Regions from separate parts of the Homo sapiens genome. Here region 1 is linked to region 2. A link is an interaction called in ENCODE POLR2A ChIA-PET data of the cell type or tissue named here. Cell type or tissue: HepG2. All regions are shown on one strand.

The links. ChIA-PET counts read pairs that join two places held together with the same protein. Peaks named below come from ENCODE experiments on the same cell type or tissue, not always from the same donor. Only the 100,000 strongest peaks of a DNase experiment are listed, where the experiment ranks them.
Region 1: POLR2A ChIA-PET joins it to region 2 with 7 read pairs; 1 of 35 experiments calls an interaction of 5 or more read pairs at or near these places.

Annotation. Positions count from the first base shown.
Region 1 is chr12:124,274,517-124,282,516 of GRCh38, forward strand. The region is part of intron 3 of ZNF664-RFLNA (ZNF664-RFLNA readthrough); the gene reads left to right. Among named protein-coding and RNA genes, the nearest start is that of RFLNA, 17 kb to the right of the region's middle. In HepG2, no CTCF peak of the experiment used is centred here; a DNase peak (open chromatin) is centred at 4,065; H3K27me3 peaks cover 495 bases.
Region 2 is chr12:122,482,264-122,490,263 of GRCh38, forward strand. ZCCHC8 (zinc finger CCHC-type containing 8) reads right to left here. Exons shown (of 14, transcript NM_017612.5): 5 at 7,123-7,200; 6 at 1,197-1,300; 7 at 1,016-1,081; 8 at 372-432. Among named protein-coding and RNA genes, the nearest start is that of ZCCHC8, 15 kb to the right of the region's middle. In HepG2, no CTCF peak of the experiment used is centred here; DNase peaks (open chromatin) are centred at 4,258 and 6,978; H3K4me3 peaks cover 475 bases.

The DNA of each region.
Region 1 (8,000 bases), 1.8 Mb after region 2:
CTCAGATACTCTCACGCCAAACTCTGGGGCCACAGGGCACCCATGGGAAAGAATACGGACCTACTGCCCCACTCCTCAGAGTGTTTCTGATCCTGTGCAAGCTGGTATGAGGAAACTTCTAGAAAACAAGGCTCTGGTCTTCTTGGTTCTCAAGTCCCGGGACCACCTCATCTCAGCATGGTGTTCCGAGCCTGAGATGGAGTACAGGAGGTGGGGAGCAGCCCCTCTCTGATGTCCTGGCTAATTGCCTCTGTGATCCCCTTCTCTGAGGAATTTCCATTCTCTCTTGGCAAGAGTAGAGAGAGGGCTGTATTGGCCCTGGGAATATCCAATCTCCCATTTAGGCCCAAATCCCAACTTTTGATGCTCAAGAGACAAAAATTAATATCTTTTGTTCTTCTCTGTATTTCTGCTGGAACAACCCTTCCCTGAAGTTGTACTAGCAGAAAACCAGGGAAAGGAGTTCATATTTCAAACTATGGCCGCATCATATTTCTATGAATGGTAGTACGGGACTGGGCCTTATCCATCACCCAGGGAGGCATCGTAAGTGGTGGGAAAACCTGGATCTGGATGACCTCAATTCCAGTCCTGGCTCAGCCACTTGCAAGCTTAACGTCTCTGAGCTTGCATCTACCCAAGCAGGCTTGCAGCAGATCTGAAAAATGCATGTGTTAGGCAGAATAATGGCCCTCTCCAAAAGGCATCCCCACCTTCATCCCAGGAACTTGCAAATATGTTGGGTTACGTGGCAGAGGGGAATTAAAGTTGCTCATCAATGACCCTGAGATGGAGATGTTGTCCTAGATTATCTGGGTGGGCTCAGTGTCATCACAATGTCCTTAAAAGTGAGAGAGAGAGAGAGGCAGAAGTAGAGAGAGCCAAAGGAAGATGTGGCCATGGAGGGCAGATCTAGAGAGGGTAGCATGAGAAGGACTCAGCCGTGAGCCTGGGGCTGGTGGGTGGGCACCAGAGCTGGAAAGTTAAGGAGATGATTCCCCCCAGAGCCTCCAGAAGGAACCAGCCCTGCTGACACCTTGGTCTTAGCCCTGTGAGACCCGTGTCAGAGCTACAGTGCTGGAAGATGACAAATGTGTGTGTTTTTAAAGTCACTAAGTTTGGGCCGGGTGCAGTGGCTTACTCTTGTAATCCCAGTACTTTGGAGGCCGAGACGGGCGGGTCACCTGAGATCAGGAGTTCGAGACCAGCCTGGCCAACATGGTGAAACCCCGTCTCCACTAAAAATACAAAAATTAACCAGGAGCGGTATTGCACACCTGTAATCCCAGCTACTTGGGAGGCTGAGGCAGGAGAATCGCTGGAACCCGGGAGGCAGAGGTTGCAGTGAGCTGGGATCATGCCATTGCACTCCAACCTGCATGACAGAGCAAGCCTGTCTCAAAAAAATAAAATAGAATAAAGTCACTAAGTTTGTGATAGTTTGTCACAGCCACAAGAGGAACCCACACAGTGGCTGTGAAAGTCCTTGTGAATGGAAAGCGCTGGCAGAGGGGAGACATCACTCAGTCCAGCCACGCACCACCAGTGCCAGAGGTGGAGCCCAAGCTCCAGCAGGAGAGACACCTGGGTTCTAATGTCACCTTCGCTGCTGGTGAGCACAGGAACCTCAGGCCTGTCACCCCACCTCACTCAGCCTCTCTCCTCCTCTATAGAAATCATCCCTGCCCTCGGGCTGATGGCAAGGTTCAATGAGATGATGCGTGTGATGTGGTTAGCGTGGACCTTGTCCAGGGTGGGCCTGAAAACATTTAGTGGTAAAGACAAAGAAGAAAGGGCAGCCAAAGAGGAGTTACCTTGTTCCGAGTATGAGTGACCTCCAGTTATACAGAGATTGGCAGGTGCTAGGGAGGGATGGATGGATGGATGGATGGATGGGTGGATGGATGGACAAACAGATGGATGGATAGATAGATAGATGGGCGGACAAACACATAGATAGATAGATAGATAGATAGATAGATAGATAGATAGATAGATTAGATAGATACATACATACATACATAGATGGTAGATAGATCAAGATAGATAGATCAAGACAGATGATAGATCAAGAGATGATAGATCAAGATAGGCAGATGATAGATCAAGATAAATGATAGATACATAGATAGATCAAGATACATGATAGATAAATAGCTAGCTAGATGGGATAGATACTTCAAGGTACTTGGATTAGAAATAGTTTCTTAGACATGTAGAATACAAGAATATCCGTTGCAGTTTTATTCATAACCCCAAACTGGAAATAAGCCAAATGACCACAAGCTAAAGAATGGACAAAGCATATGATGGTATATTCATACAAAAGAATATCATTCAGCAAGTAAAAGAACAAACTACCAACACACTCAGCAACACGGGTGGATTTCAAGAGTATTATGTTGGCCAAAAAAGAAGCTGGGCACAAAGAGCCCACGTTGTAAGGTGCATCTACAGTTGATCCAGTTATTCTACATCTTTGTTTAGGTGAAAAAGATGAAGCTTAGTTCGTCTTTAGGCACAAATCATCAGTGATGATGAAAGTCAACATAATGGATGCTCTGGGGGTCGCCACCTGGGAGGGGGAGCGAGGGAGCCCTTGGGGCGTGGGCGGTGTCCTGTGCTTTTACCTGGGTGGTGGTCACGTAGGGGCATATTTGTAAAAACGTACCAAGCTGCACCTTCACAGTGTGTGCCCTTTACCTGTGAAAATTGCACCCCAATAAGAATGAAGAAGATAACAAGAAATGGTAGATTCTACACCCGGAGCCCACAGAGGGACTTAGTTAAGTGTTTGAGGAAGGAAGATAAAGGGGGTTGCCAGGTGTGGGTTCTGGTGTTACTGAGCCTCCCAGTGTCCTTTCCAGATCCTGGGAGCTGGCGAGCATCTCCAGGATCCTCAGGTTCGTCCCAGGAGGATAAGCAGCCTGTGAGTCGGTGCTGTCCCTGGCTAACGGCTTTCCTGGGCTGCCTCCACAACCCAGGACCTGCCACACACAAGCAAGGTAGGGAGGACAGCCTCTCCTGTACCCGAGCCCAGCAGGGAAGCCACACCCTCCCCGTCGGGCTTCTCCTGCTGTTGGCCCTGGGGACTTACCCAGCAGGGAAAGCCACCTCCTGCCCAAGCTGCCCCTACAGTCCCGATCTCCGCCCCCTTCCTCCTCTTTCTCCTCCCCTTCTCCCCTTCTCCCCTCTCTCCTCCTCCTCTTCCTCCTCCTCTTCTTCCTCCACTTTTCCTTCCCTCATCCTCCTCTCCTTCCTCTTCCTCCTCCTTCTCCCCCTCTCCTTCCTTCTCCTCCTCCTCTTCCTCTTTCTCCTCCCCCTCTCCCCTCTCTCCTTTTCCTCTTCCTCCTCCTCCTCTTCCTCCTCTTCCTCCTCTTTTCCTTCCCTCTTCCTCCTCTTCTGCCTCCTCCTCTCCACCCCCCTCCTCCTCCTCTTCTTCACTGGGGAGGAAGAGACCATACAAGTGTCCCCGCCAACCTGCGGTCACGTGGCCTCCGTCAGCACAGGGCCCTGGCACATCTGTTTCCTCCCACCCTCCAGCTAGGACTGCTGAGCAGGGCAGTTTTCAGAGCACGGAGCTGGAGGGAGGGGCCTGAGCCAGGCAAGTGTGGCCTGTAAGGCCCTTGGAGACCCCGGAGCAGCCGTGGGCCACACTGTGGCTTGCCCCTAGACTCAGGGCCCCAGGGGCTTTGTGCAAACAATGCTGAGGGAGAGTGGCCAATTAGGGGTACCCTCCTGGCTCCCCAAACTCCTGCTGAGCCTCTCTCTCGCTGGTGCTGGAGCTCTCGGGGTCCATGCTAATATGGGTAGAAAAGAACCTTCTGGAAGGCATGTTCAGCATCCCCTTACCACCCAACCTGGAGCCAGGCATGAAGAATGATGGTGGTCAGGGAGGCAGCTGCTGTTGAGCTGACTTTGAACTTGAACTATTTTGAAATCCAGCTCATAAATTTCCAGCCCAGCCCGGGGCCTCCCCTTCGGGTCTGGGTGTGGAATCTGTCGAGGGGCCCTGGGTCTGCAGCACAATGCCGCATTTACAGAGCTGCGCTGCCAGTGCCTGAGTGTGTGTGTGAGTGTGTGTGTACCTGGGGACAGAGTGTTTGTGCACGGTGCCAAAGGGAGGGCCCCGCACATCTGGAAAGTGTCAGGTTTAATGCCCAAAGCCACGGGCCCAGGTCAGCTAAAAGTACATGTTTGCTTCCAGCCGCAGCTGTGCAAACTCCCGCTGCTCGGGCTGTGCTGGGCTCAGTCAAGTTCCCTCAAAGACAGTGGCCCCTTTGTCAGACTCCATTCCAATCCCCCGTTTCAAAGTCACTGGCCTGCCACGGGGCCCCCTGCCACAAACAGCTGCGGGGCAGCATCTGTCTGAGGCTGCATTCATTCCACCAGGAGAAGGAAAATACAGCAATTTAGGGTCTCGAATCTACGGCTCATCCAACAGACTGCACCCCTCCCATCCCTGTGAAACCTCTCTGTCTCAGTGGTCACACACCCGCCACCTTGGTCCTCATCAGGGCACAGCACAGCCGATGGCAGATGCAGCCCTTGCCCGCGGGGAGCTGGTTGTGCTCCATTTGCTAAATTGTGGTTGTCGCTCGGAAAATCGTCTCCCTGCAGATGTGGTTTGGTTTATGTTTGGAGGCTGAGAGGAGCACAAACCTGTGTGTGTGTGCATGTGTGTGTGTGTGCATGCGTGTGTGCATGTGTGTGCGCGTGTGCACGCGTGTGTGAGCGCGTGTGTAAATGCACTCATGTGCATTGGCGTGCACACACGTTCGTGCATAAGAGATGGGGGTAGATTAGGAACAGTGGGAGAAAACCAGTATCAGCCTGGGCTCGCCCCTCAAGCAGAGCTGTAGCTGAAGGCTGGTGAGAGGCCGTGTGTGGGAATCGGGCCCAGGAGCAGGGCTGGGGCTGGGAAGTGAAGGAGGGGGCGCCCATGAACAGATCCTTAGGGGCTGGTGCAGCATCCAGCGGGAGCTGCCCAGGAGTCTCCTGAAAGCAGCCGCAGAAGTGTTCCCCCGCAGATGAAAAGGGAAGCATTGTCTATCAGCCGCTGCCCCCCATTGGTCACAGGGCGGGGAGGGGGGCTCTGTATATGTCAGCCCTGCCCTCACACTCCTGGGTTTCCCAGGCAGGGGGTCCAAGCAGGTTCTTGCAGGTACAACACACACCGCAGCATCCGCAAAACCCTGGGGGAGGAAGCAAGAGGTGCGGGGTGTGCACTAAGGTGAGAGCCATCCCATGGCACCTGCGGGGAGCTGCTCTCTGCAGAAACGGGGTAAAACATGGGTTGAGAGGAGCCCAACGGGGCACGGGAAGGGGCCCAGGCAGCCAGCGTGGGTCCCGGGCAGCCAGCATGAGTCCAGCCAGCGTGGGTCCTGGGACAGCCAGCGTGGGTCTCGGCTGAGCACAGGAAGGGGCCCCGGGCAGCCAGTGTGAGTCCTGTCAGCGTGGATCCCAGGGCAGCCAGTGTGGGTCCCGGGCAGCCGGCATGAGTCCTGAGGCAGCCAGCGTGGGTCCCGGGCAGCCGGCGTGGGTCCCCAGCCTGAGCCTGCCTGCTCTGCCTTTTGCTGGAATGTTGCTCTCCCCACAGCTGCCGGCCTGTGGGAGCCAAGAGCTTCTCCCTCACCAGCCAAAGAAGAGGCCAGGAGCTTCTCCCTCACCAGCCAATGGGTTCTGGGGCATTCCAGTCTTGGACCTTCTCCCCAAGGAGGACTGACAAGGGCTGGGGAAGCTCACCAGGGCACCGCCCCTCAGTGGTTTCCCAGCAGCCCTGGAAGGAAGCGCGCATTGTTTGCACAGCTGGTTATTTTTCAGGTCGAGAAAACGTGATGTGATTGGCAGTCAGTGTCCTGGGGGTCTGTCTGCTCTGGGGGCTGGGTGGGTAGCACCCTAACCAGCTCTGGTCTCCCTCCACTGCCCAAGTTACAATCGCCATCGATGCCCCTCTAGTGGATGCACGTATGATGATGACGGCGATGACAATCACCACAGCTAACACTGCGACAGCACTCACTTTGTGCCAACCACTGCTTGACATGCTTCCCACATACGAACTCACTCAGTTTTTACAACAACCCTATTTGGTAGATGCTGTTATGAGCCCCATTTTACAGACAAGGAAACTGAGGCAAGGGAGGCTAAGTCACTTTTCCAAGTAATAAATAGTATGTTAGATGGCGATCTGTAGGGAGAGGCCAGTGGCTATTTTGAACAACAATACAACCTACCAGCTATATGTTATGACATACATGAACAGTGGACTCCACCTCCTACCTCTTTAGAAAATTGGGATATTTTCCCAATACTACAGTGTCTGGAGTTATCAAACTAACAGCAGTTCAATTGTCTCATCTATCAGCATTCTGACAACTCTAGGGTATAATCTGGATATTTATGGGGAGACCCTGACCTACCGGGCACTTGCAGGGGTGGGTGACCCCAAAAATATCCAAATTATATTCCAGAGTTGTCAGAATGCTGATAGATGAGATGAGTGAGCTGTTGCTGCTTTGATAACTCCAGACACTATAGTATTGGGAAAATACCCCAATTTTCTAAAGAGGTAGGAGGTGGATTCTGCTCTTCAAGTACATAGTAATATGTAGCTGGGGGGTTGTATTATGGTTCCAAATAGCCACTGCCCTTCCCTGGGGCTGCATCCCACACTTCTGTATGTCCTTGCTCCGTTGATAGCAGGCTTCACCATGTGACTTGTTTTGGCCAATAGGTATGAACAAAAGAAACATGCTTCACTTCTGGGCAGAATCCCCAAGAGCTACCATGAGGTCCTCCGCTTCTCTTTTCTCCCTACCACAAGACTGACATGACTCCAAGAGGGACTGCTCCTTTAGCCTGGGTCCCTAGAATGAAGATTGATATGCAGAAAAACTTCAGCCAGCCTGCAATGGACTTGTGGGGTTAGCAATAAGCTTTTGTTGTTATAAGCCACTGAGAGCCAGGGGCTGTATGTTACTGTGGCAGAACTTAGCTGAAGCTGACTAACACTGTTACTAACAGAATCATTTTCAAATGTAGAAAATAAAAGTGGTCTCTGAAAGCTGCTATGAGTTCACATAGAACAAGTCACACCTGACAAATGCCTTTTATATATTTGATAGGGTTACACGAGTGATACAGAGAGGAATTTTGTAGTATAAGGATATCTGAAGTTCAGCTTGCATTATCAAAAACTTTGCCTCTGTTTCCCATAAATAAGATAGAGAAATGTGAGCTGGGTAAGAGCATGATTAAATGGTTTCATAACCATTACAGTGAGGAACCAAGAAGGGCTGATTTCATGTGGCTGATGCCAACCTGCTGAAAGGTCTCTAATGGTATGTCACAGGGCTCTACCCTTGTTTCACTCAGTTCAGTGTTTTCATTAATGATTTTTCACAAGGCCTTCAAAACCTAGGCTGATCACATTAAAAAATGATACAAAGCTGGGGAGAACAGTCTGGTAAACCATGAAATATTTTTGGCAGAGCAGAACAAGATGAATTGTAACAGAGATCAAACAACGTCTTAAAAAACCAGAAGGGGCCAGGTGCAGCGGCTTATCTCTATAATTCCGGCACTTTGGGAGGCCGAGGCGGGTGGATCACGAGATTGAGACCATCCTGGTCAACACGGTGAAACTCCATCTCTACTAAAATGCAAAAAATTAGCCGGGCATGGTGGCGTGCACCTGTAATCCCAGCTACTCAGGAAGCTGAAGCAGGGGAATCGCTTGAACTCGGGAGGCAGAAGTTGCAGTGAGCTGAGATCGAGCCACCGCACTCCAGCCTGGCGACAGGGCAAGACTCTGTCAAAAACAAACAAACAAACAAATAAAAACCCACAAGGCCTGGAAATGGAAGTCATAGATTCATAGCAGCATGTATGAAAATGATAAGCTCGGTGTGAGTTATTATTATTAAATGCCAATATTCATTGAGCACTCCCAGTGTATCAGACAGCGTGCCAAGGACTGACTTGACACAATTCCCTCA
Region 2 (8,000 bases):
TATTTATTACCTATTATCATAAATTAAATCAAGTTTTTAGGATAAACTCTACAATTTAATTCTCATGTTTATTCATCTCAAATACAAAGAGTACTGTTTTAAATTATTTACTGAAAAAATTTAATGTCTTAAAATATGAACACAAATTTGAAAAGATTTCAAATTAAAGGACACTGTTTTAAATTATTTACTGAAAAAATTTAATGTCTTAAAATATGAACACAAATTTGAAAAGATTTCAAATTAAAGGACACAAGATTTCAAATTAAAGGAACAAAGAAAGTTCCTTCATGTCATACAATAACATAAATGTGTTGAAAACATTAGAAAGCTCTTGTTCAAAGACTTTTCTTAACATGAGAAAAATTTACCATTGGGCAATCTTTCATTTGGTGTTCTTCAGAACCACAATTGAAACAGTGAGGCTTTGGCCTATTTGGTCAAAAGACAAAGATTTTTATAATGTCAATAAAAATAGAAAAGCAAATCAATAAAATTCTATATGACAGCAAAGTGTATCAGAGAGACAAGAAAGCAAGTTGATCACAGATCACTAATATCTGCAACAAGAAGTACACTTTAATCTCCTTTATTTAGTGATTTAAATAGTACTATGCAGAGTCTTTTAACCAAGAACCCTTCTGTTCCTGACTGATCTGTTACCTCTTTTGAGTTTTTTCAGTGGTTAACAACGAAGAATCAAGGTGAACACATTGATCATATTTCCGTTAGGTAACATGGAAAGAAGGCAGATGGTTATAAGACTGCAATCAAATTGACAGCAACAATTATACCTTTCCACCCACCCAGGCACATTAGGTGAGAACCAATGAATTCCAGGAAGCAGATGATTCATTTAAACATTTAACATATATGTATGGATTAAAATTCTAGCTCAATCTGTAATTAACCTTAGAGTAAACCAGCAGTAAAGAACATGAACTTTTCAAGCCAAAAGTTTATGATTTTGGTTAAAAAAGTAAATAAGTAAAACAAAACAACTCCCCACACAAACCTTTTTGCCTTTACTTGTATTTCTTGCCCTTCTAGAGAAACAATGTGGCTGAAGACTTGATGGTACCTTTAGTGAATTTTATTAAGGAATAGTTATCATGGTCTGCAAAATTTGGAAATTGTTTTAAAGGTGAACTTAGTGGCAAGATGCATAAAAGATCTTCATTCACTATGTAGGATACTTGGGTATTTCCCATCCTTCGGAAAGCTGAGGGTTTTCATTTAGAAGCGGTTGCCCCAATTTATCAAGGCAAAAATTAGTAAAATACAGGACACTTCCTACAACCTGCAGAAAACAAGTCAAAAAATATTGCTATTTAAGCAGAAAAAAAGACATTAAATAATGTAAGATTATGATTAACTGTTTTAACAATTTATTTTTGGATGGAATTATTAGAAATAATAACTTCCTTGTTATTAAGGAGCCAGACTTTGATGTGTAAGTAGAAACTACATCGTCAGTTCCCTCTCTCTGCTAGATCAGTTTTTCCTCTGTATTGGATCATGACTATCAGCTGCATTCTCTACAGAATTCAAACAAAAAATGAAAACCTTGACTCTCATATTTCCCTCCAATGCCCCATTTCATTGCTTCTCTTTGCAAGACATGCAGACCCTTTAGTTATTGTTTCCATTTCCTTTCTTCCCATTTACTCTTTTCTTATCCCTCCAGTTCTTTTTGAAAAAATTCCATACAGACAAGTTGGAAAAGTGGTACAATGAATACCCAATGTATCCTTCACCTAAACAACTGTTAATAGTTTAACATTTTTGTCTGCCTCTCTCTCTCTTTACACATACACCGAACACACACACATACACTTTTTTGTTTGTTTTGAGATAGGGTCTCTGTTGCCCAGGCTGGAGTACAGTGGTGCAATCTTGGCTTACTGCAACCTCCACCTGCCAGGCTCAAACGATCCTCCCACCTCAGCCTCCTGAGAAGCTGGGACCACAAGCACGGTCAGCTATTTTTTTGCCCAGCTATTTTTTTGTATTTTTAGTAGAGGCAGTCTTGCCATGTTGCCCAGGCTGGTCTCAAACTCCTGAGCTTAAGCGATCCACCCGACTCAGCCTCCCAAAATGTTAGGATTACAGCCGTGAACCACTGCACCTGGCCTCACATATACTCTTTAATTTTTTTTTTTTTTTTGAGGCAGGGTCTTGCTCTGTTGTCCAGGCTGGAATGCAGTGGCATGATCTTGGCTCACTGTAACTTCAAAGTCCTGGGCTAAAATGATCCTCCTGCCTCAGTCTCCTGAGTAGTTGTGTCACTACACACAGCTAATTTTTTTTTTTGAGATGGGGTCTTGCTATGTTGTCCAGGCTGGTCTTAAACTCCTGGCCTCAAGCAATCCTCCCGCCTCAGCCTCCCAAAGTGCTGGGACTACAGGTGTTGAGCCACTGTGCCTGGCCTCCATTTTTTTAATGACACTGCCCTCTCTCTTGAACATTTCCAGTAATGCTTCTATACATATCACTGGGCTGAGCTCCTAACAATGGAGCTTCCCAATGACCTCCATGCAGCCAAATTCAATGAACAGTTCTCACTCTTCATCTTTCTTAACCTAGCTGTGACAATTGACACAATTCTTCCTTCCTCCTAAAAACATCTTCCTCCCTTGTCTTCTAGGACATGCTTCTCCGTTCTCTTCTTTCCTTGCTGACTGAGCCTCGCTCTTCTGTGCTAGACTCTTCTCATCCCTCTATCTTCCATGTATTAGAGTGCCCTAGGTCTCAGTCCTCCTCTCCACTTTCACTACTCAGGTGGTTCATCCTGACCCATGGTATGTAGTATAATATGTATGCTTACGACTTCTAAAGGTCAAGTTATTATTATTATTTTTTGAGACGGAGTTTCGCTCTTGTTGCCCAGGCTGGAGTGCCATGGCGCAATCTCAGCTCACTGCAACCTCCGGTTGAACCTCCTGGGTTCAAGCGATTCTCCTGCCTCAGCCTCTCAAGTAGCTGGGATTACAGGCATGCACCACCACACCCGGCTAATTTTGTATTTTTAGTAGAGACGGGGTTTCTTCATGTTGGTCAGGCTGGTCTCAAACTCTCGACCTCAGGTGATCTGCCCGCCTTGGCCTCCCAAAGTGCTGGGATTACTGGCATGAGCCACTGCGCCTGGCCTAAGTTATCACTTTTTAATTATTATTTTTTCACTGGGAGCATAGATTGAAGTTGCCCTGAATATATGTTCTCCTTTACGGTCAAGTTCTGATCAGTCCTAACCTCCAATTTTATATATGGAAGTGTCAACTTGACAGCTCTCAAGGGGCGTGTGAGTGGCATCTCAAACTCACCTGCTTAAAACTGCACTGGATTTCTAGCCCCCTCCAAACCTGCTCCTCCTCTAGTCTTCCCCATCAGAGAAAATATGACGACATCCTTTTTTTTTTTTTTCTGAGATGGAGTCTCGCTCTGTCGCCCAGGCTGGAGTGCAGTGGCGCGATCTCGGCTCACTGCAAGCTCTGCCTTCCAGGTTCATGCCATTCTCCCGCCTCAGCCTCATGAGTAGCTGGGACTACAGGCGCCCACCACCACGCCTGGCTAATTTTTTACGACGACATTCTTACTGGCACTCGGGCCAAAAACCTGAGTCACTCCGATGACTCTTTTGCTCTCATATTCTGCGTCCAATTCATCAACACATTTGATCAGCTCTACTTCCCCAGTACATCCACGTTCTAAGCACTTCTCAGCAGCACCACTCTCACTCCAGTCTCAGTACCAGTTTCTCTCACCTGAGTTGAATACAATAACTTCCTAACTGGTTTTCAGCTTCCACAGATAACCAGCTACAGACTATTTTCCACACAGAACCCAGCTCTTTTAAAAAGTCAATTCATGGCCAGGCGTGGTGGCTCATGCCTGTAATCCTAGCACTTTGGGAGGCCGCGGTGGGTGGATCACAAAGTCAGGAGTTTGAGACCAGCCTGACCAACATGGTGAAACCCCATCTCTACTAAAAATACAAAAATTAGCCAGGTGTGGTGGTGCACACCTGTGATCCCAGCTACTCAGGAGGCTGAGGCAGGAGAATTGCTTGAATCTGGGAGGGGGAGGTTGCAGTAAGCTGAGATTGTGCCATGGCACTCTAGCCTGGGTGACAGAGCGAGAGGCTGTCTCAAAAAAAAAAAAAAAAAAAAAAAAAAGTCAATTCATATCATGTTACATTTCTACTTAAAACCCTCTATCACTTCTCATCTTACAGTAAAATCTAAAGTCCTCATTACAGTCTGTTGCACAACCTACAGATTCAGACCACGTGCTCCAGACTCCAAGGGCCTGGCTTTTTTTTTGAGAGAGAGAGTCTCGCTCTGTTGCCCAGGCTGGAGTGAAGTGGCATGATCTCGGCTCACTGCAACCTCTGTCTCCCGGGTTCTAGCGATTCTCCTGCCTCAGCCCCCTGAGTAGCTGGGATTATGGGCTTCAGTCACCATACCCAGCTAATTTTTGTATTTTTAGTAGAGATGAGGTTTTGCCACGTTGGCCAGGCTGGTCTCCAACTCCTGACCTCAGGTGATCCACCTGCCTTGGCCTCCCAAAGTGCTGGGATTACAGATGTGAGCCGCCGTGCCAGGCCACGGGCCTGGTTTTAAGCCCTGCCCTGGCTTTGCCACTCACTAACCCACTGGCGAGTTACTTAGCTTTCCACCTGTTTCCTCATCTGTACAACTGAAGCCTAAGAGCACCTTCATGAGTAATACCTTTAATGAGCTTAGAACTTACATGCCAGGTAGTGCTCCTGCCTTGGGGCTTTCTACTTACCTTCCTACTGCCTGGAGTGCCCCATTCAAAGCACAGCCTTCACTTACTTCCTCAATGCATCCAAGGTTCGGTTCAGAGAGGCTGTCAGTCACTATACAAACCACCTACCCCACAGCTACTCTGCTTTCTCTGCTTTATTTTTCTTCAGGGCACTACCTTCCCTGACTACAATGTAATTCGATGAGAGCTGGGACTTTGCCCTTCTTTTCACTGCTGTCTCCCTGGAACCTAGAAGGATCCCTGGGACAAAACAGCATTCACTAAATATTTTCGTATTTTTTAAAGGTCTAAATTAATAAACAAAATTCCCAGTTTCTAGGCAAGTGCCACTTTCAATCCCAGAACCTTAGGGTCAGAAGGAAAATGAAAAACTACCTCATTCAAATTCAGAAATTTTTCTTTAAAGTGTCCGGATAACATCTCAGTCCCTATTTGACTCCAGTAATACTGAATTCACTTTTATGAATGAGAAGTGCCATTTCACTTGTTTTTTTTCTTTTTTCTTTTGAATGCCAGGTCATATCATTTTTCACATCTCTTATAGAAACTTGAACTTTCTAAAGGTTGAGTTGAAATGTACCTTCTTGTACTCAATTCAATCACTGGTCTTAATTCTGCCACTTGGCACTTTAAAGGGTGATTTAAAATAAGTTTTAGTCTTTTACAAATAACAACCTTTATCCTATTTGTAGAGATGCGACATCCTTTGTAAATTTTTCTTTCAATAAAGTCTGTGGGCTCTTCATCATCCCAGTAGGCCCATATCTCTTTCTTTTTTATATACACATATGTATCTATACATACATATATATATATATTTTGTTTGTTTGTTTGTTTTCTGAGACAGGGTCTTGCTCTGTCACCTAGACTGGAGTGCAGTGGCACAATCATGGCTCACTGCAGCCTTGACCTCAAGCAGTCCTCCCACTTCAGCCTCCTGAGTAGCTGGGACTACAGGTCCATGCCACCACACTTGGCTAATTTTTTTTTTTTTTGAGACAGAGTCTCACTCTGTTGTCCAGGCTGGAGTGCAGTGGCAAATCTCGGCTCACTGCAGCCTCAGTCTCTTGGGTTCAAAGCAATTTCCGTGACTCAGTCTCCCGAGTAGCTGGGACTACAGGTGTGCACCACCACACTTGGCTAATTTTTGTATTTTCAGTAGAGACAAGGTTTCGCCATGACAGCCAGGCTGGTCTCGAACTCCTGACCTCAAGTGATCCATCGGCCTCAGCCTCCCAAAGTCCTGGGATTACAGGTGTGAGCCACTTCGCCCAGCCACACTTGGCTAATTTCTTAAGAATTTTTCATAGAGATGAGTTCTGGCTATGTTGCCCAGGCTAGTCTGGAACTCCTGGACTCAGGTAATCCTTCCACCTTGGCCTCCCAGAACACTGGGGATTACAGATGTGAGCCACTGCACCCAGCCTAAAATTGTGGTATACTAATATGGGATAATACTACATAAACATGAAAACCAGTTTTCCTTCAATATTATAGAATCCACTATTACATTACCTTTTAAAATATTATATGCTGCGCTGGGCACAGTGGCTCACATCTGTAATCCCAACACTCTGGGAGGCCAAGGAGGGTGGATCACAAAGTCAGGAGTTCGAGACCAGCCTGGCCAACATGGTGAAACCCTGTCCCTACTAAAAATACAAAAATTAGCTGGGCGTGGTGGCGGGTGCCTGTAATCCCAGCTACTCGGGAAGCTGAGGCAGGAGAATTGCTTGAACCCGGGAGGCGGAGGTTGCAGTGAGCCGAGATTGCACCATTGCACTCCAGCCTGGACGACAGGGCAAGACTCCGTTTCAAAAAAAAAAAAAAAAAAATTATAAGCTGCAAAATCATACTACTACATTGTATTAACACTAACGAATTTTGCACAGGTATTGAAAGGCTGTAGCCTAAATGTAGGTCATCCCTGTTAACTTCTTCTGTTTTTCACCCACCATTTGAGACTGTCAACACTTTAAATTCCAAATTTGCCATCTGTTACATTAGCTATCTATCCCTCTCAGCTTTAGCCATGTATAAGTTCAACAAGCATGCTTTCTATATCTTCATCCAACTTCTTGAATAAACACAGTGGTTGGTCAATACAAAAACAAAGTTCTCCAAAGTATGTTTACTGTGCCCCAGGTCACAACGCAATCATTATTAAACAGCAAACTGAGGCTAAAGTCCAAACTGCTATTTACCACAAAAAGATGCTGTTATCAAGTGAAGACATATGACTATACTACTTTATCTTTTAAACGCCACCCAGTTGACATAGGATAGGAAACACCTATTGGCTGAATTCAAAACTGAAATGTCCAAACTTACACTGAAAGCTTCCTTGTTGTTTTTAATGGCACAGGACTCTTCCACTTTGTGGTCCTCCTCTAGCACAATACTGGATGGCTAATACAAAGAAAAACACATATTACAACCGGTAACCAATTTTTAACCAGTTTAAATGGAAGTTAGTAAGTTTAGAAATTAAGCTAAGAATGTTTATGAACGACATTTCATGTGGGAGAATGGAAGATGTAAAAGGAGAGCTTCTTCTGAAGCACTAGCATGCACTACAACTTCTTTTTTAACCAGTATTAATTATGCCGCTTTCAACACTTTAAACTGGCAAGGCAGATAACCAGAAAGATCAAAAATATATAGTTTTACATTACTGGTCAATATTGATAATATAACCCTCACAGACCTCAAGCCACTACAAAAGTTTCCTTGAATCAAAAATAATATTCAGTATGAATTTTATTGTTAAATGTATTTTGTTTGCTGAATCTTTAAAAATTGTACAGAATACATAAAAACCAAAGGCAATAAAAAACGTAATCAATCAGAACACTGTTCTCCAAAGCCTGAGGATAAACAGCTAAAGTTCCTTATTTGAGAAATACTACTTACCTTAATTTTTAATAAAAAAAAAAAAGACCCAGAAATCATAACTCTGATTCTCCTCTCTCTCTCTCTCTTTTTTTTAAAACATAAATGCGTGATCTAATATTCACATAGTAAAACTTCTCAGATTTCTTTGGGCACACAATTAATTTTCTAAAAACAAGTAGAGGGAAAAAAGGATAGTCCACAAGCCTGTTGGTTTTAGATAAAAGGAATCCATCTTTTATAAACCCCAGAAACTTAGATTTTTTTCTGGCCTAAAATTAATTTTCTACCCAAAACCACATGTCCAAGTCAGGCAA